3 separate regions of the Mus musculus genome follow, and regions 1 and 2 are each linked to region 3. Evidence: chromatin loops called from intact Hi-C (ENCODE). Cell type or tissue: left cerebral cortex. All regions are shown on one strand.

Region 1 (8,000 bases), 980 kb before region 3:
GTATGTATTTTGCTAGTTACTGCTGACCAAGATCCTTAAGTTCTAATAGGCACCAAAATGCACATTAATTATAAAATTAATTAATTCTCATTCATTCTCTCTCTCTCTCTTTCTCTCTCATTTTGTTGTTGTTACTCTGGATCTAATTTAGTTTTGTTTTTATTTTATTTTTTAACAAATTTTTATTAATATTTTCTTCATTTACAATTCAAATGCTATCCCAAAAGTCCCTTATACCCTCCCCCCACCCTGCTTTCCAACCCACTCACTCCCACTTCCTGGCCCTGGTATTCCCCTGTATTGGGGCATATAATCTTTGCAAGACCAAGGGCCTCTCCTCCCAATGATGGCCAATTAGGCCATCCTCAGCTACATATGCAAGTAGAGACACAAGCTCTGGGAGGTGGTGGTGGGGGTACTGGTTAGTTCATATTGTTGTTCCACCTATAGGGTTGCAGACCCTTTCAGCTCCTTGGGCACATTCTCTAGCTCCTTCATTGGGGGCCCTGTGTTCCATCCAATAGCTGACTTTGAGCATCCACTTCTGTATTTGCCAGGCACTGGCATAGCCTCACAAGAGTCAGCTATATCAGGGTCCTGTCGGCAAAATCTTGCTGGCATGTGCAATAGTGTCTGGGTTTGGTGGTTGAGACAGGGTCTTCTCTCTATATAGGCCTGGCTGTCCTGGAACTTACTATTTAGAGTAGGCTGGCCTCTTACTCAGAGTCCACCTGCCTCTGCCTCCTGACTTCTAGGATTAAAGGCATGCACCAATGCACTCGTAGAACTACACGTTTCTCTTAACATGGTTTCTATTTGCTCACTTGTCCTTTTGTTCATCTTGAGAAAGGAGCTCATGTAGCCCAGCTTAGCCCTGAACTCTCTGTTTATCTGAGGTTGGCCTAGAACATCCTATTCCCTGCCTCCACATTCCAGAGTGCTAAGATCACAGATGTGCAGTCCAATGGCATTTAGTTTACATAAAGTCCATACAGACTCTCTCCCCTTACTGCTGCCATTTTATATGCACTTAGAAAGCATTTCAATCATTCCTCTTAGTTAACTTTGAATTCAAGCCTGGCTATGACTATCTAGACTTAATTATATCAATGCCCTTCCCCAACTCTGGCATTTTCTTTCTAATTGTCTTATTTCTCCATTCTATTTTGTTGGTTGTGTTTTTCAAATCACTGAATTAATTTGTCTCTGATTATCACTTTGGCTATATACCAAAGAATGCTGCTAGATTCTTTGTAATTCTATGGATTATTTGATTCAGTATTCAAAAACCGTGGGCTATTTTCCTGTCACAATACAATATTATTAATGCTTGCATTATGTGTTGTTATTTTTTCTGTTTATTTTAGTGCCCGAGTTCACTCTTGTTGACCCAAAAAGTGATGGTCTAATTATACAAATTATTGCTTGAGATAATAAGTACACAATCAATTAAAAAATCTAAATCTTAATAAAAGGCAATCTAATACAATCTTGAGCAATGCACAGAATTTCAATATTTATGAACTTATGCAAAGGGAATAGAATGGAACTAAGATCAAGTACTTACTATGTGTCAGTCTGCTTCTCTATCTACTCTGTCTACACCATACTGCTAGCAACTGGGCCTCTGGGGAGCTCTAACACTGTAGACCTCACAACATCACAGCATGGTGCTAACACAAGTGAACTTCCCAAGGTCTTTCTTTGTTGCTGCAATGGTGATGTGGCTTGGGACTTGGGAAAGAGCCTGGAGGACAAGGCTGTATCCTGCTCTTATTGTATGACTTCACCTTCAGTTCCCCTAACTTAACCCTCACAATAGTTCTAGAAATAGTCTTTAGGTTTATTTTGATGATGACAGAACTAAGACTCAAGCAAGAATAAATGTAACGTTTTAACTATGCAGTTTAAATTTAAGTGGTAAGTGGAGCAGGACAAGGAAACACAAGCTATAGACCATCGTGGCTGTATTTAAATCACAATTCTGCCATTATAAGCCAGTTACACTCATCAAGAGCCTGACTTCTCTGAATTAGACAGGGTTATCATCGCAATTAAATATGTACATTTATCAAATGGCATAGAACAGAGACAAAACCAGATTGTCTTCACACTCAGTTTCCCAACACTGTGGGTAGAACCCTAACATTTTGTTCTGTAATCTTTAGAGGATGATTTCAAGATGAATACCTCTCAGTTGAAGAGGCTGTAGGAATCCGACCTAGCCTGCTAGGCTTTGGCTTGAAGTTGCTGACCTGTACACTCTATGCAGGACTGGGGCTGGAACTAATGGTTTTACATTGATTAATAATTTTACGATGGACACAAACACCCTGAGAAGGCCGGGCCTGCACATGGACACGGCACACACATGCAGTGTTTTCAGAGAAGGCAGAACAACTAGAAACGGTGGGTGGCTCAGGTGAGTTTGGCCAATTGCTTCTTCTTCCACTCTGAGAAGTGAGGGAAGAAATATGGCCCTTTAAAGCTTCCCACACAGACGTAGGGAAACTGTTCACGAGCAGATTTAGAACTTGCGGAGCCAGTCATAGTCTTAATTTTAACACTCTGTTACTGGCTTGAATTTTGAACACTCTAGAGTTTGTAAGTCACGGGCAGCTCGGCAGTGCTTTATGTTTTGTTAACTAAGGCTAAGGTCAGGCAGTGGCAACTATCTCAGATGATTTTGATTGAGGAGAAATAGGCTTTAAACTTTGAATTTTAAGGTGTTCTGAGCATTATTTTTCTTAAATATCTACCAAATGAGAACCGTTTTGCAGTTAGCATTGGTACAGGGTTTCTCAACTGAGACAGGGGAGTTGCAGACTTACAGTAATTTCCCACTTTATTCTGCAGGAAATACTCATGTTTATTGGAACAGTACTGGGTTCTTTGGATGGTTTCTCCTATACATGTGCCTTTCTATATATTCTCTCAGAGTTGTCACTGAAACTGACAAAAAGACAAAGATTTATGTCACTTTCCTCCATACCATGGCAGTTTTCATTGCTAATGCTCTTTGAGGCTGGCCTGGGGCGGTGGCAATCTGCCTATATATCCCCACACGCTGCAGCATACTTAACATACAACTCTAACCATTCATGCTCTTTCTCCCCTGGGGATATAGTAGCACACATATCTTCACAATGTTTCAAATCTCTAAAAACCAGTCACTAGAGAGCATGTGCTTAGTGGAGTGCAAGGCAATTCAGGCCACAGCTGCTTTGGAAAGGAAACAGTTTCAAATGTAGGAATATTGACCATTGTCACCAGGCCAAAGCCACAGCAGGGAGCCCACTTGAGAGTACTGCTTTGCCTTTCCCTGTGGTATTTCCCCCAGGACTCAGGTGGAGGGTGCCCTTTGGAGCTTGGTTCCCTCCTACAGTCTACCTTTCTACAATACTGCTGTTTTCTGGAATCTCAGAATTCCCTGCCCCATGGCCCTGAGTTCCTTCTCAGGTCTATGCAAACCTCTTCAGACATGGGGGTGAAGTGTGTAGCTAACTCATTTGCGAGGTGCAGAAAAATCCTGAACGTTAGCCTGAGGGGTTCACACATGATAAGATGGGAAGAGTGAAATGGAAGACAGGTATGTAAGGGCAGAGGCTGGCTGCATCTGTGTCTCTATTTCCTGGCATGGACATTGGAAGAGATGGGACGTTAAATATAAGCCATATGTCCTTAGTTATCAAGCTAATCTGTTAAAAGTAGATGGATGGAGCAGATTTTACTTACAGTTGGTTCAAAATGTCTGAAATACTTAGACATATGATGCCCCTGGTCCTGCAAATGTTAGGTTGAGGCTGGAAGAACACGCTTTATGCAAATAAAAAACTATGTACAGAAGAGAAAGCAAGCCTGCTCTTGAACTGATTAGTTCCCACTGAGCTCATACATAATATCTAATAGCAAAGAACAGCCTTAATTTATTACAGGAGAGAAGGAGTGTAGATTGATTATAACCAGCTGTCTGAGGTTAGGGCTTTATTGCTGTGAAGAGAGACCACAACCATGGCAACTCTCATAAAGGAAAACATTTAATTGGGGTTGGCTTACAGTTCAGAAGTTTAGTCCATTATCATCACGCCAGGAAATATGGTGGCTTGTAGGCAGACAAGGTGCTGGACAAGAAGCTGAGAGTTCTACATTTGGATTCACAGCTGAGAGGAAGAGAGAGTGACACTGGGCCTGGTTTGAGCTTCTGAAACCTCAACGCCTCAGTGACACACTTCCTCCAACAAGGCCACACCCACCCCAAGACCACATCCACTCCAACAAAGCCACATATCCTAATCCACTCAAATAATGCCTCTCCCTAAGAGCCTAAGGGGACCATTTTTATTCAAACTACTACACCAGCAGTGATTACCTGCAGAGACAACGAGATTGAGGGTGTTGGAAACATGTTCTCTTCAAGATAAATATGAGTTAGATTTATAGAGCTTACACTATTTTCAGTCATGGCCCATATTCTTGTTGAGAACATCTTTCCTGACACTTTTATTGCTGTATTTTAGTAAAACAATGACATAATGTAGTTTCCTTAAGAAAATAACTTTCCTACTTTAAATCAGACACACACCTGTAATATCAGCACTGAGAGGGCTGAGGCAGGAGGATTGCAATGAACTGCAGGCTAACATGAATTACAAAGCAAGTTCCTGTCACAAAACAGAAGAAATAAACGACACAAAGACCTTTCCCACTTTGAACAATGGAGTTTACCATCGCCTTCATAACAACAAAGGACTACATACAATACAATAGACACTCCTTAGGGTCACTTGGGGTAGGTAGGCTCAGGATCATGGAGTATGGTACACACGTCAGTAGGTGGCGCTGTGATGCATAATCTGTGGCTATGTCTTTGCCTTGTGGGTGTGTCCAAGAAGCCACCAGTCAAAATCTCTAAAGGATCCAGTGACAGGCACTGCTGAAGAGGACTATGTGCTGAGGAGTCACTCAGGTCCTTAGTGACTATTTCAGTTGTTCAAGTGTTTTAAGCAATCTTGAATTTCTAGTTTTGCTTTTTTCCTCACTTGAGCAATTCAGGCTTAAACATTTAAACAAGAACCTAACACCTTGGAGAGGGTCTCTGAAATATTCTAGAAGAAGGCCCACTTGACCTGGGAACTTTATTGAGTAAATACATCTTATATATGACCCATGAGAACCAATGAGCAGTTCTGTAAGTTGGCAGACTGTCCTCTCATCACTTTGTTTAACCCTGAATGACTATTTTTCAGTACTTATTGTTGGATACTCTCTACTCCCATAGAGGAGGGGACAGAGAGGTTGTAGGTACGAGCCAGCAGGAAAGGAGAAGAAACACAGGAAGTGGGCTGAGGGCAGGGATCCTGAGGGGAGGGTTTGGACTCATAATACAATCAAAATCAAGTCTTTCTCTTGTGCTGTAATAAGCAGGCAATTTTCTCATATGCAAAGAGAAAAGAAGAGAAAGAAGCTGGAGAAAGGTAGGAAACACTGGAAGGGTTTCAAACTGCCAACCCTAGGAATCGAGTGGATGGAGGGACACAAGAAGGCTTCTTCACAAGTCCTCCAGGGTGGCAGACTCATTGTTTACTTCTAGGTCGTCTGAACTAATACAGAAAAGCAAACAGAGCTGAAATCAAACTACAGGTTCTGGAAAAAAAAAAAAAACATCATTTAGGACTGGAGTGTGTGTGGTAGAGCAGGGCAGGAAGGAGCTGAAAGGTATAATTTGTTGTTTTCTAATTCAGTTTCTAATTGCAAATTTCTTAAGTTAATACTGCATTTAGTTTGCACATTCTAAATATCTTAGAAAAATGGAAAGACAGGGTAGGAGGATGACCAAGAGACATCCATGAAAACCCAAGAAGGAAGCCCTAGAACAAAAGGATACAATGTTACCTAGTAGGGATCTGGTATACAGGCTATCAGAGAGGATGCACATGCATTTGTGTCTGGGTGGCATGTTTGGGGTATTATGTATGGTATGGATACAAGGTTAATAACATAGTCCCTATTTGGAAAATATATGCAAGCGATTTTCACGATGATAAAGCCAAGTGTGGATTACCAGCAGTGGTCACTGAGATGGAAACATTTTGTCCAGTTAGCTGTTAGCACTTGCTATTTCTCATGGGTGACTTTGACTCTGGCTGACCTTAGTGGTGACAGCTGACACCAATGAATCCTTTGCAAGGTTTGGGGTAATAATAAATGTGAACTCAGAACCCTAGCAAAGTGACAGGATATGATTTCAACTAAAATGATAGCAAGTTATGGTAAGCTCTATACAAATGACAGCATAGCTTTTGACAAGTACTCCATACATCTTTAAGTTACTGCTATACAAATAGTTTTTACTCCCTGTAAAAACCTCAACTTGTAGGCTGGAGAGATGGCTCAGTGGTTAAGAGCACCAACTGCTCTTCCAAAGGTCCTGAATTCAAATCCCAGCAACCACATAGTAGCTCACAACCATCCGTAACAAGATCTGACTGTCTCTTCTGGAGTGTCTGAAGACAGCTACAGTGTACTTACATATAATAAAGAAATAAATCTTTAAAAAAAAAAAAAAACCCAAGCGCCCCCCCCACAAAAAAAAACCAAACCTCAACGTCAACTTGTAATACAAATCCTGCTTTTACAACATGCTTTAAAGTAAGTCGGCTGTCCCTCAGGCAGAGCTCCAGTGTACACCCACTGCCGCAGGGTCCTGCTCATTGACATTGACTGCCCTTGGCTGATGTTAGGTTCCCATGCTCTGTGCTTGGCTTCTCTGAAAGGGAACCCTCTACCCACACTTACTCTAAAGACTTTCTGATGAATTCTTAACTCTTTCTCGTTGGTTTTTAGGTATTTTTTAACCCCTCCTTTTCATCCTGAATATATATTAACTTCAATGAATCTGGAAAAATATTTTCCCCAGATGGTATTATTAGGTAGGTTATTTTCCATATTTGTGTTTAGAACTAAACAATTAGAGGATCATTTTGTTTTTACTCTTAGATTTTGAATCAGGATTTTATTACTATAATACAGGCTACCCTCAAACTCACAATCCTTTGCCTCGTGCTTGAAATGCCCACACTCTAGGTGTGTGGTGCCGTGCCTCGGTCACCATTTTGTTTTTTCCTTTTCAAATGTTGGCTACTGAGAAGGTTTAAAACTAGTAATACGTGGGCATAGTCATGATAAGAATAATTACAATATAATTAATTTTAAATATACAATATAAAATGCTTATCATGGAGAATCATTTTATGAAGCAACCTGACCTGTACATGTTCAGTGAGTGTTACTAAACTATGTATTTACGATGTAAGACATACACACCACAGACTTCTGAACAGATTCTAAATAGCCACACTATTTTTAAAAGGTTTTTTTTTTTCTCAATTTGCCCTGTCAGAGTACTTTATGGTTTTTGAAATTTTCATTTACCAGGTGTAACAGGTGTGCGACAGGTGTAACTTGTCTATCATGCCCACAAGTAAAACCTCACCACTGCCAGAGAGCTTATGGGCACACTTAAAATACTTATATAAACATGTGAAAATTGCATAAATTCTGGCTGTAAATAAACTCTGTTTTCTATCATGTAGGCAAACCAAACCAAGCCAAGCCAAACCAAACCAAACCAAACCAAACCAAACCAAACCAAACAGGAGTATTTCATTTTTCATCTCAATATTATTTCCTTGAGAAAGCCTCATATGGCCTTCCCAGGCAAGAGTAACTGTCCCTTGCTTCAAGTACCTCCTAATCTTCTAAGCCCTCTCTTTGTAGCACTGAGAATGTGTAGCCATGTAGTTACAGAGTGCTCAATAAATATTTATGTAGAGGAATTTTAATCCAGCAATACGGCTGCACTGACAAGCGATCACAACCAAAGGTCTGTGTGACCTGGCTGGAATGCAGACACAGCACACACCTTTAATCCCTCTGGCTGGAATACAGACACACCATTAGTACAAACCACTAAGGTATATTAGTTTGTAGAAGGAAGCAGC
Region 2 (8,000 bases), 63 kb before region 3:
GAAGCATACCAGCCATCTTCTAAGCACGTGGCTCATACTAGGTACTTCCTGTAATGAGTCAGTTAGCTAGGATTACCCACAGTTGGGTGTTAGTAGGATTTTCTTGGAACCAAATGAGGACTTGATCAGCCCATAATATCCTTCAGAAATAAGAAAGCCAATGTCCAAAATACCTGAGGGCAAGTCTTTGACTGAACTCACTGTCTAAAGCTAAGCATTTTGTACTGCTCCACGTTCTGTGTTTGTTGGGGTCCTCTATCCAGACAGGGTGTAGAGGGGTCAGGGACCAAGAGGCGATGTTCAGGACCTAAGGATGAAGGCTTCATATACATCCAGCTGTCAAGCCAGGAACATCTTTATGGTGCATGGGATGCTCTGTGGATAGGAAAGCTTATAGTCCTATGGATTCTACTTTTAGGAATTAAAACCACAGTGAAGTGGGCCATAAAAGTCACCAGATTCCTAAATGGGCTCATTACACAAGAAAAATGTCTTCCCATTCCAAATACTGTCCACCCCGGCTCTTAGGTTTCTGAACTGACTCTATTCACTACCCCATCTTTCCCAACCAGATTCACTTGTGTACAGAGAGCATCACCCTCACCTCTCCCTCTGATCCTCAACACAGAAACCTCCTGCATCAGCCTTATCAACCACCTTCCATGAAGACCCCCTGCACACACACACACACCCCTTCTGTATTAGTCAGGGTTCTCTAGAGTCACAGAACTTACAAATAGTCTCTATATAATAAGGAAATTGTTATGATGACTTACAGTCTGTAGTCAACTCCCCAACAATGACCAGCTGCGAATGGAAGCCCAAATCCAGCAGTTGCTCAGTCCCACGAGGCAAGCAAGTGAACAAATCTTCCTTCTTCCAATGTCCTTTTGTAGGTCTCCAGCAGAAGGTGTGGCCCAGATTAAAGGTGTGTACCACCACACCTGGATCTGGGACTTGCTTTGTCCCAGATGACCTTGAGCTCAGAGATCTCCTTGCCTTAGTCTCCTGGGATTCATAGCCACTATGCCTCAAGATCTCCAGGCCAAGATCCAGGTCAGAAACTTCTCTCTCTCAGTCTCAAGATCTGGATCACAGGTGAGTCTTCCAATTCTGGATTGTAGTTCATTCCAGATATAGTCAAGATGACAACCAGGAACAGCCATTACATCTTCTATGGTGCTCTCATGTCCTGGGGTTTTGTTTCTAAGGTCTCAAATCAACAAGGTGACAAGAAATTAGTTCTGTGTTTTTAAAAAAAATACAATGACTTTTATTTAAACAAGAAAGAGTTTCAATTTCCTGTCTTAGTTTGTTTTCTGTTGCTCCAATAAACACCATGAGCAAAAGGAGGAAAGGGTTCGTTAGAGTTACACATACCTACATACACATATACAGACATAGACATAGGCATAGGCATAGGCATACGCATACGCATACGCATACCATCCTTAGCAATCATGGTCCATCACTGAAGAGAGTCAGAGCAAGAACTCAAGTCAGGATCATGGAGAGATAAACAGAAGCAGAGACCATGAAGGAGTGCTGCTCACTGGCTTGCTGGCATTGGCATGCTCATCGTTTTGTTTTGTTGTTGTTGTTGATTTTACATAACTCAGGACTACCTGCCCAAGGGCAGTACTTGTCCACAGGGGTCCTCCCACATCAATCATTAATCAAGAAAATGGCCCTATAGACTTGCTTACAGGCCAATCTGACAGAGGTATTTTCTCAACTGAGATTCCCTCTTTCCTGATGACCCTGGCTTGTGTCAAGCTAACAAAAACAAAACAAACAAGCAAGCAAACAAACAAAAAACCTAACCAGCACTAGATCTTCAGTCTGTCTTTCCCTCAGTTTCTTCTTCTACATCCAGTCCTCTCCTAATTGTTACTCCTATAACTTCCTTGGCTTTTCTTTCCTTCTTTTTTCCTAGTCACATCCTCTCTTCAGTATGAAACACACAAGTAAAGGTGGCCTTGTGGTTAGTTGATGGGAATTTGAACCTGGGCCGTGTGTCCTCAGACACGTGTCTGGTCTCTGTCTCAGACCTACTACCCAGTAGGACCAGCAACTTGTCCTATGTACTTGCTCAGGACAGACATTTACACCTTTGCTCAGTCCTCCTCACAGTGACATTATGAAAAAGGGAATGCTGTCCCCATCTTATCCCTGCATCTTATACATCTTCCACATCATATACCTGCATCTTACACATGCAGCCACACAGAAAGCAGAACGCTTGAATTGCTTGCCCATGATACACAACAGGGGGTTGTCTGGTTATTCACTCTTCTCTGTCAGCACCGTGTGTGCTGCCTCTTTAAAGTGAAAGCCACACGCCTGCGCCACAGTATTCTTTGTTGACTTGAGAGGATGATGGGGAACGAGGAACAGGTAGATCACTTGGCACCTAGGAGGCTGCTGCCACAGTTGTGTTTTTCTGACGGCATTTGCTCTAAGCGTCAACTGCACTATCTATTACTCTGGCCCCATGTCTTCCTTCACAGACCACAGGAACAATAGCCACCTTCCTTGACTGTCCGCTCACTCAGCCACCATGCTCACTACTGCTGACCTCTGCTCTCTTGTCATTGACTTCCTGTCTTCTTGACGCCTCAGGTGCCTAGCCCATTTGCTCAGACTTCCCCCTTGCCCTGTCAGCCAGCTTGATGTCCTCAGCTCTCCCACTCAGGCCATGTCCCTGGCCAGTTCACTAGTCCCCCTGCCTCCAGTCCACTACAGGAATCGACTTCATTTCTCCTTCTCCTCTGTGGTCTTCAACCTTGAACTTTGATCTTTGCCTTTGGCAGTGTCCTCATCCCGTCACTATTTTCCTAAGTCAAAGGGTCAAGTTACTAGAGTCCCCAAAGACCTTGAACTCCAGCTCTCCCTGAAATACCCTTTCAGAGCTGGCCTCCTACCCCACATTAGTCCCCAGGCCATTTCCTCCTTCAGCTTTCCTGGGGAATCTCCCTGTGCACCCACTCTCTCACCTTGCCATTTTGTTGGGTACCCGGAGCCTGTGTTCTGTGAGGCCCCACAGGAGCCTCAAGTGGAGCTCAATACTTGTTAAAAACATGAAGTTATAAATAGGAATGGTTAGATCCTGGAACAGTAAACTAACACAATTAGTAAACAGTCATATAAGAGATTTCACAATAGTTAAATTGTTAATTGGACTGCCTGAATTTAAGCCAACTCTTCTCTTTGTTAGCTCACGTGACCTGGGACACTGGCTTAACCTTTGGAGGCCTCAGATTTTCTTATCAATAAGATGGTAGTAATAAGTACTACCATAAGTCCTGAGAATTAGGTAAGGTCACACTGGTGACAAGGTTGGAATGAACTTAACACGTGTCGGCACTCAGATGTTAGCTATTTATGTGCTTGCTAATGGCAGAATCAGAATTCAAGCCATAACGTTGGATTGCCAATCCAATACTGTTTACACTCCATTACTTAAAAGAAGAAACTGAAGGAAAGAAGAGAGAAGGGAGAGGTAAAAGAGGGACCCCCCCCCAACAACTACACCCAGGATATAAGACAAAAAGGAAGCTGTGGGTATATTGTGTATTCTCTAGTTCTATGGTAATTACACTACCAGGTTCTGCAGTCACCATTAGAAACCCCACCAGTACCACATTCTCTTCATCTCACTCCACTATAGGCAGTCCTAAAGGGATTCTCGGGGTAGGATTATGCCTAGTAAGAATGTGTTTGTCAGGATTCACAGGGCTGGAATTTTCCAGGGATTAAGGACTACTGAGGGTAAAAATGGCCCCTCAAGGCAGATTTACCAAGAGGCCACAGCAAGAAAATCTTTCTCCTCCCTCCACATCCTTCCACTCCTCCATTCTCTAGAACACAGGTGTGTATCTTTTATGTACAACTCCACCTAGAGGGAGGGGAAGGAGAGGAGGGGCAAGGGAGAAGGAGGAGAAGGAGAGGAGGGAGGAGGAGAGGGAGAGGAGGGAGAGAGATTCCACGACTCAGTTGATTTAGGAAGTAACCTGTCTCATACCTAAAATGTGCCCCAGATCCATTGTCCTGGTGTCACAAACAAAGCCCATTTATCTAATGCCAATTTTGAATGCATCTGGGGACAAATGACTGGTGACTGTCACCTATGACTGGGCTCAGATGTTGGAACAATTTGCCAGGAGAGTCTAGGGTCCTTGTCCTTAACTGTCAGTATTCCAGTGACTCCTCACACCACCTCAGTAAGCATTCCAAAACTCCATCAAATGCAATGCTAATATATATATATATGTGTGTGTGTGTGTGTGTGTGTGTGTATAAATATATATATATGTATATATATACACATACATACACACATATGTATGCATATGTGTACATATATATATGATACACTCTCCTTACTAAGATGCTAGAGAATAAAATTTAATTTTTATTAAGTAGGATGGACCCATTTTGTTAAAGATTTTTTTCATCAGATTTAAATTGTTTAAAAATAGAATTCATGCTTACATTTCACCTCCTGCCCTTGCCACCCCTTAACAACATAACTATCTTGGAAATTCTCAAGAGGGATTCATGATTCAATCATTCAGTCAAATATTACTTCGATCGTTTGTTTCCTCAAGGGAAAAAGTTTTTCCCAAGAGAGAATATTCTAGAAGAGGAACACTTTACTCTGTGTTACCGAGTCTTCCTGAATTTCCCAGTGAAACACCAACCCCAGACATTGTCCCTGGTACACAGACCCCAGCCTTTAATAGTCAGTTCTAGCCTAACCAAAGAAGTTTCCAGTAGAAAAGCATGTGGCTTTGGCTGGCCAGCAGAGGACACTCTTTCGCCAGCATTAGTCTTGACCCAGCCTTAGGCAGCTGGACATAACTTCAGGTGTAAGGTGAGGCTACTGTCCTAGAACATGAAATTGTTTGTGGAGCCCCACCGCACTAAATTTGGATGAAACCAGAGCAGGCATTAATTAGCCTTTACATCTTAGAAGAAAACACATCCTCATCTGCAGTGAGGACAGTGGGAAGTTTTCTTCTAAGGATTCAAGCCACACCCTTCTGGGGCATACGACAAACCAACTACCACTTCCCGCGCTGTGTCCTTCCCACCAAAATGGATTCCTGTACATGTGTCTGGCTGTACGAGAGAAGATGGGCTTCTCACATCTAGTTTCTAAATGACAAGTGAATTAAAATTCATCTAGCTACCCTTGACAATTCAACCCTGTTTGGCACTGGACCCTAGGACAGGGACGGAAGTGCATATTCTGCACACCAAAGCAGACCTGGTCTCCAGGTTCTCCCAGCATCCCTCAGGACCCATCAGGCATACCCTACTCAGCAACACTGGGCTTTCCAGCCCAGTCTCTTCCCTATATAATCCAGACATTTTGCACTCTCTCTCCCTCCCTCCCTCCCTCTTCCCCTCCTCCTCCTCCTCCTCTTCCTCCTCCTCCTCTTCCTCCTCCTCCTCCTCTTCCTCCTCCTCCTCCTCCTCAACCTTCTCCTCCTCTTCCTCCTCCTCCTCCTCCTCAACCTCCTCCTCCTCCTCTTCCTCCTCCTCCTCCTCCTCCTCCTCCTTTTCTCTCTATGTGCACATGCTCTTTCGATCTCTTCCCCCCTCCCTCTCCCTATGGCGATTCCTTAGCTTCAATTCTTCTAATATGATCTACTCTGGTGTGAATTGCCTCATTTTGCTGGCCCAGAAATAACCTATCAACCCCCTTCACATATTCTCCTTTAAGGTCCTGCAACTTGTCTCCTTTTCTTTAAATTACAATTTTTTATTTATTTAATGTTATTTTTATATAACCCAACATGGTCCAGGCTGGCCTCAGATTTTCTGTATATCCTATGATTACCTAAGCTTTTGGCTCCCTGGCCTCCATCTGCATTCTGGAATTATGGAAATAAATCAATATCCCTGGTTTATGTGGAACAGAGACTCAAATCGAGAGGTGCACGTTAAGTAGTCTACCAACCTCAGCTACATCCTCCGCCCTGGGGCTACATTTGATTTCATACTATATCTTAGTTCAATAATTCAATGACATTTTCACTTTTTTTTTAACCTCCATTAAGTAGGTTATTTTCTCCTTATCATTCTTTCCCTTTTATTGAATAGACTTTTCTCACATAAATGTACTGATTACATACTTTCTCCTCTCTCTATTCCTCCTTGCTCCTCTTCACCCTCCCTACAATCTGAATCCACCCCATTTCTGTCTCTCATTGAAAAAGAAGCACGGGGCTGGTGAGATGGCTCAGTGGGTAAGAGCACCCGACTGCTCTTTCGAAGGTCCAGAGTTCAAATCCCAGCAACCACATGGTGGCTCACAACCATCTGTAATAAGATCTGACTCCCTCTTCTGGAATGTCTGAAGACAGCTACAGTGTACTTACATATAATAAATAAATAAATCTTAAAAAAAAAAAAAAAAGAAAAAGAAGCACACTTCTTTTTCAGGATAATAATAAAATATAATAAGACAAACAAAAAAAAACCACATTGGAATTGGACAAAAGAAACAAGCACAAGAGAGTTAGCGATTGAGGGAGCAGGGAGGAGAAAAAGAAAAGAAAAGAAAAGAAAAGAAAAGAAAAGAAAAGAAAAGAAAAGAAACAACCACAAGATACAAATAATCGCTTCTTTCCACACTCAGGAATTCCAAAGAAACACTAACTTGAAACCATGAATTTATACACAAAAACCTGGAGGGTAGATTTGAGAAAAAAACATATGCATACATGTAAATTAAATAAAAATAAGATAAAATCTTCAATAGAAAGAAAGAAAAAAGAAAATAAGAGGAGGGGAGGGGAGAGAAGAGGGGAGGGGAGGGGAGGGGAGGGGGGAGGAGGAGGAGGAGGAGGAGGAGGAGGAGGAGGAGGAGGAGGAGGAGGAGGAGGAGGAGGAGGAGGAGGAGGAGGAGGAGGAGACGGAGGAGGAGACGGAGACGGAGACGGAGAGGAGAAGGAGAAGGAGAAGGAGAAGAGAAAAAGGAGCAGCCCTTGCAGAACACTGTGAGACAAGAAAACTCCAAATATGCCATTGAGCTCATTTTCTGTTGTCATCCACTGCCGGGCAGGCAGCCTGCTCTAAGAGTCATTTGTTTCCTCAGTGAGACTCCCTTGGAGGAAACTAAATTTCCATTTGCAAGTGGTCACCAATTGGAGTTAACTTCTGAGTTATGGATCCTCCTGAGTATGTCCATTTCTCCTTTCAGTTGGAGGATCTCATGTGGTGCAGACCTGTGCAGACCTGTGTGGGCCTGTGCATGCTGCCTCAGTCTCTGGGTCTTCATGTGTGCATCAATCATGTTGATTTAAAAAGGGCCTTGCTTCCGTGGTGTCCTCCATCCCCTCTGACTCTTAAGCTCTTTCTGCCTTCTCATTGCAGGGATCCCCCTGAGCCTTGAAGGGGGATTTTCCAGAGACTTCCCTTTAAGGTCTGGGAGTTCCAAGTCTCCTATTCAGACATTAAACTACATAATGTCTGGCTGTGTGTTTCTGTATTTGTTTTCATATATGGCAGGAGGACGCTTCTCTGATGATGGCTAAACAAGGACTCTGATCTATGAGTGTAGCATAAAGTCATTAGGAGTCACTTTACTACTATAATTTTTTTTATAGTGTAGTGTTTGGTTTTACCCTAGGTTCCTAGTTCTTGGTCACCCAGTGTCAGGTATGGATTCCATCTTGTGGAACAGGTCTTAAGTCAAATCAGATATTGATTGGTTTTCAGGCTTTTCTCTAGCATATCTTGCAGCAGGAAACCATTGTAGATAAACCGTTGTAGCCAGGCTGGTGTTTACATTTCTCCTTTGGTTGTGTGCAGAGCATCTTCCTATACTAAAGATACAAGCACACAGGGGTGAAGGCTCTATGTAGGCACCAACTCAACCTCTCCATGTTCAACCTGTTTGTGTGGGTGTTATCTTCAGCAGTGCATCCTCTCTGTCAGTTTGTAGAGAGCAACCTCTAAGTCTTGGCAACAACTTGGATTATTTAGGG
Region 3 (8,000 bases):
CTTCTACAGAGCCTCCTAAGACCAAGACCGTGGGAAAGCCCAGAGATTTACAGTATGGTTCATAACAGTAGCAACAAAAGTAATGTTATTGGTGGTGGTCACCACAACGTGAGGAACTGTATTAAAGGGTCGTAGCCTCAAGGAAGTTGAGAATGGCTGCCTTAGGGGATTCAGTACTTAGTGTCTTATCCTGCCATCTCTCCTAGCAGTTATGGTCCCTACAGACATCCTACATACTGGTGGACGAGAGTAAAGGAATGAAAGACACTGGGGTAGAAACATTTTTTATTAATTATTTTATTTATTTACATTTCAACTTGCAGAGGGTTTGCAGAGGGGTCCCCTTTCTTGGTCTCCCTCTGCAAACCCTTCTCTCTATCTCCCCTCCCATTTGCCTCTAAGAGGGTCCTCTCCATCCACCCAGCCACTCCTGCCTCACCCCTCCAGCATCCCCCTTTGCTGGGGCAACAAGCCTCTACAGGACCAAGCACCTCCCCTCTCATTGAAGTCAGATAAGGCCATCCTCTTCAACACATGTAGCTGGAGCCATGGAACCCTCCATGTATACTCTCTGGCTGGTGGCTTAGTCCCTGAGAGCTCTGAGGGGTCCTGTTAGTTGATATTGTTTTTCTTCCTATGGGGTTGCAAACCCCTTCACCTACTTCAGTCCTTCCCCTACCTCTTCCATTGAGGTCCCCGCCCTCAGTCCAATGGTTGGCTGTGAGTATCTGCAGCTGTCTTAGTCAGGTGGGGCAGTCTCTGGATGGCTTTTCTTTCAATCTCTGCTCCATTTTTATATTTCTATGTTTCCTTTAGACAGGAACAAATTCTGGGTTATAAATTTTGAGATGGGTGAGTAGCCCCCTCCCTCCTCTGTTGGCCATGCCTTTCTACTGTATGTGGTCTCTACAGGTTCTATCTTTTCCACTGTTATGTATTGTAGCTAATGTCATCCTTGTTGGGTCCTGGGAGCCGCTGGTATTCCTGGCATCTGGGATTTTCAAGTGGCTCCCCCTGCCCCCTCCCCATTGCTACTTATTTCTATTCATTCTCCTGGCCCTCTGGTCTTCTGTCTCTTCCCATACCTGGTCCTGCCCTGCCTTTTCTCCCTCTCCTTCCCCTCCCTCACCCAGGTTTTTCCCTCCTTCTGCTTCCTGTGAGTAGCTAGTTCCCCCGTCTAAGTGGTATTGAAGCATCCACACTTCGGCCTTCCTTTTTGTTAAGCTTCTTATGGTCTGTGAGTTATATCATGGGTCTTCTGAGCTTTTGGGCTAATATCCACTTATCAGTGAGGACACACCATGTATGCCCTTTTGAGTCTTGGTTACCTCACTCAGGATGATATTGTCTAGTTCCATCCATTTGCCAGCAAAATTCATGAAGTCATTGTTCTTAATAGCTGACTAGTATTCCATTGTATAAATTTACTACATTTTCTGTATCCATTCTTCCATTGAGAGACATCTGGGTTGATTCCAGCTTCTGGCTATTATAAATATGGCTGCTATGAACATCGTGGAGCAATTTAACAGCATATCTGAAAGCTCTATAAGAAAAAGAAGCTAACACACCCAAGCGTAGTAAAGTAGATAGCAGGAAATAATCAAACTCAGGGTTGAAATAAACCAATTAGAAACAAAGAGAGCTATATAAAGAATCATCAAAACTAAGAGCTGGTTCTTTGAGAAAAATCAACAATATAGATAAACCCGTAGTCAAACTAACTAAAGGGCACAGAAACAGCATCCAAATTAACAAAATCAGAAACAAAAAGGGAGACTTAACAACAGAAACTGACGAAATCTAAAAAAAAAAAAAAAAAAAAAAAAAAAAAAAAAAAAACCAAAACTGTCATATTCTACTACAAAAGCCTATATTCAACAAAACTGGAAAATCTAGGTGAAATGGATGATTTTCTAGACAGATGCCAAATACTAAAGTTAAATCAGGATCGGGTAAACTATCTAAACAGTCCCATAACCCCTAAGGAAATAGAAGCAGTCATTAAAAGTCTCCCAACCAAAAAAAGCCCAGGACCAGATGGTTTTAGTGCAGAATGCTATCAGACCTCCAAAGAAGACCTAATACCAATACTTCTCAAACTATTCCACAAAATGGAAACAGAAGGAATACCACCTAATTCATTTTAGTGAGGCCACAGCGATGATACCTTGCTTCTACACAGTTATGAGGTCCCTTGCTTCTACACCAAAGAGTCAAGGAGCTAGAGACTGTAGTAGGTGTGCCTACGCTCACACGTTAAGAGTCCATAAAACCAAATACAGCTAACTGTCTTTGTTTCTGACTCAGATTCTGGGGTTTCTTTTAAGAGTGTTGGGAAGGAGCGGTTGGAGGGATGTGTTCATAGGTCTAACCTGAGCACAAGGGCATTGGGTGCTCAGAAGACAGGAAGAAAAAGGACCAGGGAAGCCAGAGAGCTAAACACGGAGAGGAGCTTGAAAAACCCCCTAGCCATATTCTCACTTTAGTATATAGGCCTCACCAAGGCTTAAAAATTGTTTTAGAGTAATTTGAAAGAGAAATGCTAAATTTTCTGAGCTAGTTGCCTGAGGCTGAGTGAATCCAAAGCCTTGAGTTCAAAAGCTAAACATAAATAATTAACTAATTAGTTTTGAAAAAAAAACAAAAACAAAAACATAAAACCCCCAACCTCTTTTTGAGACGACGTGTGTGGTGGGGGCGGGGCGGTGGGGTATTTATACCATTTCCAATAAACGGTTTGACTGGACATTTTTTTTTTTTCCCAGAGATGACCCGGAGCTTGGGCGTCATGAGGACACAGCCTCTCTGTTTCTTCCTCAGACTTGGAGAAAGAACGTTCCATTCCACGCAATTCATGAATTTTAAAAACCATGAACCTTCCTTCACATTCTGGAAGCACACAAACGTTCTCCTGTAAGGGAGCTGTTCAAAGGATGAATGCTCGCGAGGTCTCCATGCTAACAGCAAGAAGCCTTTTCAGGCTGCCTTTGTTCTAAGCTGGCTAGAGGCTCCGGGCCCAGGACTCTCAGTAGTGTCTGGACATATGGTTGGGCAGAGAGTGCAGGGGCCGAAGTTACTAGCCACCAACTGCCATAATGGCCCTGTCCCTGGAAAATGGCCAAATTGTTGAGTCAAATGCCAATGCCACCTTGTCATCCAAGGAACTATAAACCACGGAAGGCCACCAGCTCCCTCTAGTGGTGGACCACCAGGAGTGGCTATTCTCTTGCCTTTGCCCCCCAGTCCCGGAACAAATGACACTCTGCCTGTTTTGGTAGTAATCTCTATCCACAGTTTGTCCGTGAGCTACTAGTCACAGACCCGGAATGCTGGAAACAAAACGGCAAACTCAAATTCAGAAAGTTCTCTAGTGATTTCTCCATTGCCCTTAAAATTAACCCCCCCCCCAATCATCCCCGAGGCTTGCTGAGCCCCTGGTGAAGTCTACTCCTGCGGTCACTCCATGATTCCTGAATGTTCCCTCTGCAGTCTTTGTGCAGTTGGTTGCTGCCTCCCTTTGAAATAATTGTGATATTTTTTTCTTTACCTGCACCATGATCAGTTACGCATCCTTTAAGATTTAACTTAATCATCAAAGCCTTCCCTGATCTCCAAAACTAGCATAAATAAAAAGAAGAAAGGCCTAGAAAGGAAAAAGAGTGGTCTTTATTCTATGTAAACATAGGTGTGTTCTCTGTAAGTATGTATTAGGCTGGGTGCTATTATTATATTTTTTTTATTCGAAACAATGAAGGAAAATAATATCACCTTCAATTTATAGTCAGAAAAGCAAAGTCCACAGAAATTTAGAAATTACAACCAAGTGCAATTTCGAAAGTCCACAGGCTTTTACTGTATGACTGTTCCTCTTAGTTAGCTCAACTTACGAACCATCTGCTCTTGCTTACCCGAGCCATCAGAAGCATCTCGTGGCATGGCTGCTCTCAGAGAGAGTCATCGAAAAATCATTTATGTCAGGTTTTAGCTGGAGGTTTTCTTTTTATAACCTAAAAGGGGATTTTAAAAAAAATGTTCTTAATGTCTCCAAATAAAATAAACCAGCCTGAGTAGTCCTTATTAGTGGATTTTCTGAGCCAAAGGGCAACAGCACATCACAAGGTGGGGAACAGAAAGAGCTTTGGGAAGGAGTTCCTGACAACGCTGTTCTTAAGCCAAGCAAGAACACTGGCCCAAGCCACACAGTGACTTTCATCAAGCTGCACTGGTCTTGGGACCTTGGTTCTTCATCATCAACAAAGAAGGAAATGGGAGCTGGCATGGTGGCGCATCCCTGTAATCGCAGCAGTTAGGGAAGCTGAAACAGGAGGACTGTAAGTAATTGTGCTATTGGTATTTTATTTTTATTATTCAATGTCTATGGAGCCAGACTCTATGCCAAAAATAGAAAGAGTTAGCCTAAGTTAGTATGGATTCCAAAGGGACCCACTCTAGGTCTAAACTTTGATTATTCCATTTGAAGTGTAGCTGGTTGCCCTCAAATTTGCTGGCAAATACTTGAGGCAAGGTAGTCATTTTGTTTCACGTTAATAAACTTCTTCAAACACCTTTCAGAGTAGTCAACATCTTGGTGATGCAGCCCAAACTTTAATGTAACAGAACCAATCTTGTTCCAGAGGACGCACTGAAAATTCTGTCAACCTCTCTAAGTTTAAATGCAGAGAGTGGGACTTAAAATTCCATCCAGGATCCCACGCAAGGTTTCCATGCTTTCTCATAGCACACCCTTTAGGGAGATCAGTTTAACCGCCGGAGTTTCATACATTGCTCTGTAGCTTCTAGCTAGCACTGTTGCTCATTAGAACTTGGAGCCCTCTTCTTTTAATAATCCTAGCTCAGCCATCATCTTAAGTTATCGAAAACTGTAGCCTCTGAGTGTTTTAAGAATATTAAAAAGGAGACTGAAGAGATGGCTCGGAGGTTAAGAGCACTGGCTGTTCTTCCAGAAGTCCTGAGCTCAATTCCCAGCAACCACATGGTGGCTCACAACCATCTGTAATGGAATCTAATACCCTCTTCTGGCGGGTCTAAAGACAACAAGAGTATGCTCACACACATAAAACAAACAAACAAACAAACAAACAGATAGATCAATAGATAGATAGATAGATAGATAGATAAATCTTTAAAAAAAGAATATCAAAAAGGGCAGATTTCTTTCTCACCTGATTATTCTCTGTAACAACTCATACATAGCACTTGCTTTGTTCTTTTACTTGAAACAAAAATCTTTACCCTTCCAAAGAGTCTCATCTGAAAATGCAAACAATAATATCAACTCAAGACACAGGTCTCTGGTATGTGGGTTCTACTATAGCTACCCATAAATTCAAAGTTATCCCCAGGAAGTATTCAACCACAGAAGGAACATTTGCGTGAGGATCAAAAGACCCAGCTTGGGTACATCCTAGCTGGAATGGTTTGGGCAAGCAGTTCCCCTTCTAAATCCTCCATTTCTTACCTGTCCCTGGAGCTGTAATATAACAGCATGCTGATCAAATGCACACATGGAAGGGAGAGTTGGCTTAGGAGTCCCAGTGACCAAATCAAGGTTCCAATGGCTCTGGATGAGTTACAGCCATGAACCACAACTGAATAAGCTTCATCTAACACACACAAAGCCCAATGTTCAAGGCAAAAGAGCGAATAATTAAAGAGCAATTCATGAACGGAGAGACAGTGAAAAGATAAAAGATTCGGAGACCTGAAGCCAAATAAAAGCCAGCAGCACACTGTCTTCCCCTAAAGCTCTCACTTCTCGGGGCTCTGGTATCAGCTCGGAGCTTGTACTTCTCGGGGAGTTGGTATCAGCTCGGAGCTCGTACTTCTCGGGGCGTTGGTATCAGTTCGGAGCTCATGCTTCTCTGGGCTTTGTACTTCTCAGGGCTTTGTATTGGCTCAGGGCCACTTTTTCCACATGGCTGTCTGCACTGAGTGAAGAGCATCATTCACACAGACCTCTGCAGCATCCTGGTCTTCCACGATTTCTCTGCCAGTCTCAGCACTGCCCCAGAGGTCTCACGGATGCTCTTGTGTTATGTGCGTCTTCATGCTTCTTGCTAGATTTTCAGCTCTCCAGAAGGACTTTTATCTCTCGGTTGACTCTCCCTAGACTCGGTTCATTTGAGTTACTATTCCAACCTGCAAGATTTTCAGGAATTTGAGTTTGATTCTAGTCTCTGTTACATGAATGTTGATGAACCTCAAACTCATCTGGCTGGTGAGAAGGGACAGAAGAAACAGGAGCTGGACATGGTCAGGTGTCTAAGCTAGAAAACGCATCACACTTAATATTTAACAGACGTATATTTGATTGTTTCTTATAATAAACATAGCATATCATTTTTAATTAATTTTTAAATAAAATTATTATCATAGACTTTGTTCAATCATTTTATCATCTTCCGTGTTTACTTTTTTTTTTTTTTTTTGAGACAGTGCTTCTCTTTATAACAGCCCTGGCTGTCCTAGAACCTGCTTTGCAGACCAGGCTGGTCTCTAACTCATAGATCTTTCTGCCTCCAACTCTTGAGTGTTGAGATTGGAGGCATGAGCCACAGCACCCTGCCCATGTACACTTCTTTAAGCACCCAAGCACCGAACCCTTGGCACTTGATGAAGACTTCAAGAGAAACTTCTAGGGCACTAGAGAAGGTGAGAGGGGACATCTTTGTGGTTCTGTTCCAGGGAGGCTCAAGATGAGTGCACAAGTACATGAGAAACATTAATTAGTTGGAAGTCCCCTGAATACAAGAGACAGTACCCCCAAAATAACATAAGAGACTCTCATTTTTGTCTCAAAGAGGGGAGATTACAAAGGTGAATTACTGACTGTACATACCTCTAAATGTTGACAGTGGCCCAAAATTGTGCTTGCTTAGATTTTTCCATTTTATTTTTATTTTTATTTTTTTATATCTCCAACAGATTTATTTTTAAAGGAATGACCTAAGGGAGAAAAAATGGGGGTACAGAAGTATGGACTAGAAAATAAATACAAATGTAAGCTGTTTTACTAATTTTATAACCACAGACTTGTACAGAGAATGAGGCCCTGTACACAACACAACAGATTCAAACGAGGTGTTCCCTTAGCAAGGCTGAAGATTCAGTCTCTGGTATTTGGAATTTGGATGCAGTCCTTGTTTTTGGATGGATCACTGGGTGTTTGGCACAGTCCATGCTTTTAACCAGATTTGAACAGAAGAATGGCCACCTGACCCAGGTAGAAGTAGATGAAGAGTTTGGTTTCGTGTGTCACATAACTACCAAAGTTTCGGCCCACAATGCAGTGCCAGGTAGAGTTGTACTTCTTGTCAAACCCCTTCTTGATATGGGCCACAATATCGTTCTCGATGTTGTACTTCTCCAACGCCTGGGTAGCGCACTCCACCGAGTTCTGTTGCATCTCTTCCGACATGTCTGCATTTTTGATCACTGCCTTCCGGTCGCACATGGTTACCGTAGAGCAGAGGCCAGCCGGCTGCTGCGAGCTCCTAGGGAAGGTGCGGGCGCCGCTCAAGCAGCAGAGGACAGCCGGTCGCTACCGAAGCCGTGGCGCATCTTTTTCCCCCATTTTATTGATTTATAAGATACAGAAACTTTTATAAAAGAAAAATTTAGGATCTTTGTTGTGTCCGGCCAGCAGACCACAACCTGGGTTCTAGCCTGGAAAGGCATTTTGGAAACCTGGAAGAGAAGAGGGGCTAGGTGGCGAGAGAAAAGAATGTAGCCAAGACAGTTACTCTGATCAAGGCTCAAATTTTATTGTTGCGACACTAGTTATGAAGGAAAGGGGAGGGGACCCGATTCCCGCCGAATAATCTCTGGTCCAGTAGAAAGGTGCACGTGTGTGGCTCCGCAGGTTCCAGCAGTGGGCGTGGCAGAACGAATGAGCAGGAAGCTCCACCCGGAGCAAGCAGGTTTCAGGCTAGGGGAGGGGAGACTACAGATCTTGATTACTTTTTAAAAGTCTTTGT

What was found. A loop is a pair of places that touch in the nucleus more often than their neighbours do. Peaks named below come from ENCODE experiments on the same cell type or tissue, not always from the same donor. Only the 100,000 strongest peaks of a DNase experiment are listed, where the experiment ranks them.
Region 1: a loop joins it to region 3, with 2.2 times the contacts of the local background. A loop is called at or near these places in 2 of 42 quality-filtered maps.
Region 2: it touches region 3 in a loop (4-fold over the local background); 9 of 42 quality-filtered maps call a loop at or near these places.

What each region holds. Positions count from the first base shown.
Region 1 is chr19:27,775,353-27,783,352 of GRCm38, forward strand. The region is part of intron 15 of Rfx3 (regulatory factor X, 3 (influences HLA class II expression)); the gene reads right to left. Among named protein-coding and RNA genes, the nearest start is that of Gm35697, 110 kb to the left of the region's middle. In left cerebral cortex, a CTCF peak has its summit at 4,821 (motif pointing right); DNase peaks (open chromatin) are centred at 2,536 and 4,834.
Region 2 is chr19:28,693,109-28,701,108 of GRCm38, forward strand. It overlaps D930032P07Rik (RIKEN cDNA D930032P07 gene), which reads left to right. Exons shown (of 5, transcript NR_045330.1): 4 at 897-1,098. Among named protein-coding and RNA genes, the nearest start is that of Glis3, 17 kb to the left of the region's middle. In left cerebral cortex, a CTCF peak has its summit at 4,789 (motif pointing right); no DNase peak of the experiment used is centred here.
Region 3 is chr19:28,755,954-28,763,953 of GRCm38, forward strand. Gm35922 (a long non-coding RNA gene) reads left to right here and starts at 4,080. Exons shown (of 4, transcript XR_877801.1): 1 at 4,080-4,334. It also overlaps the pseudogene Gm6788. In left cerebral cortex, a CTCF peak has its summit at 3,204 (motif pointing left); a DNase peak (open chromatin) is centred at 3,055.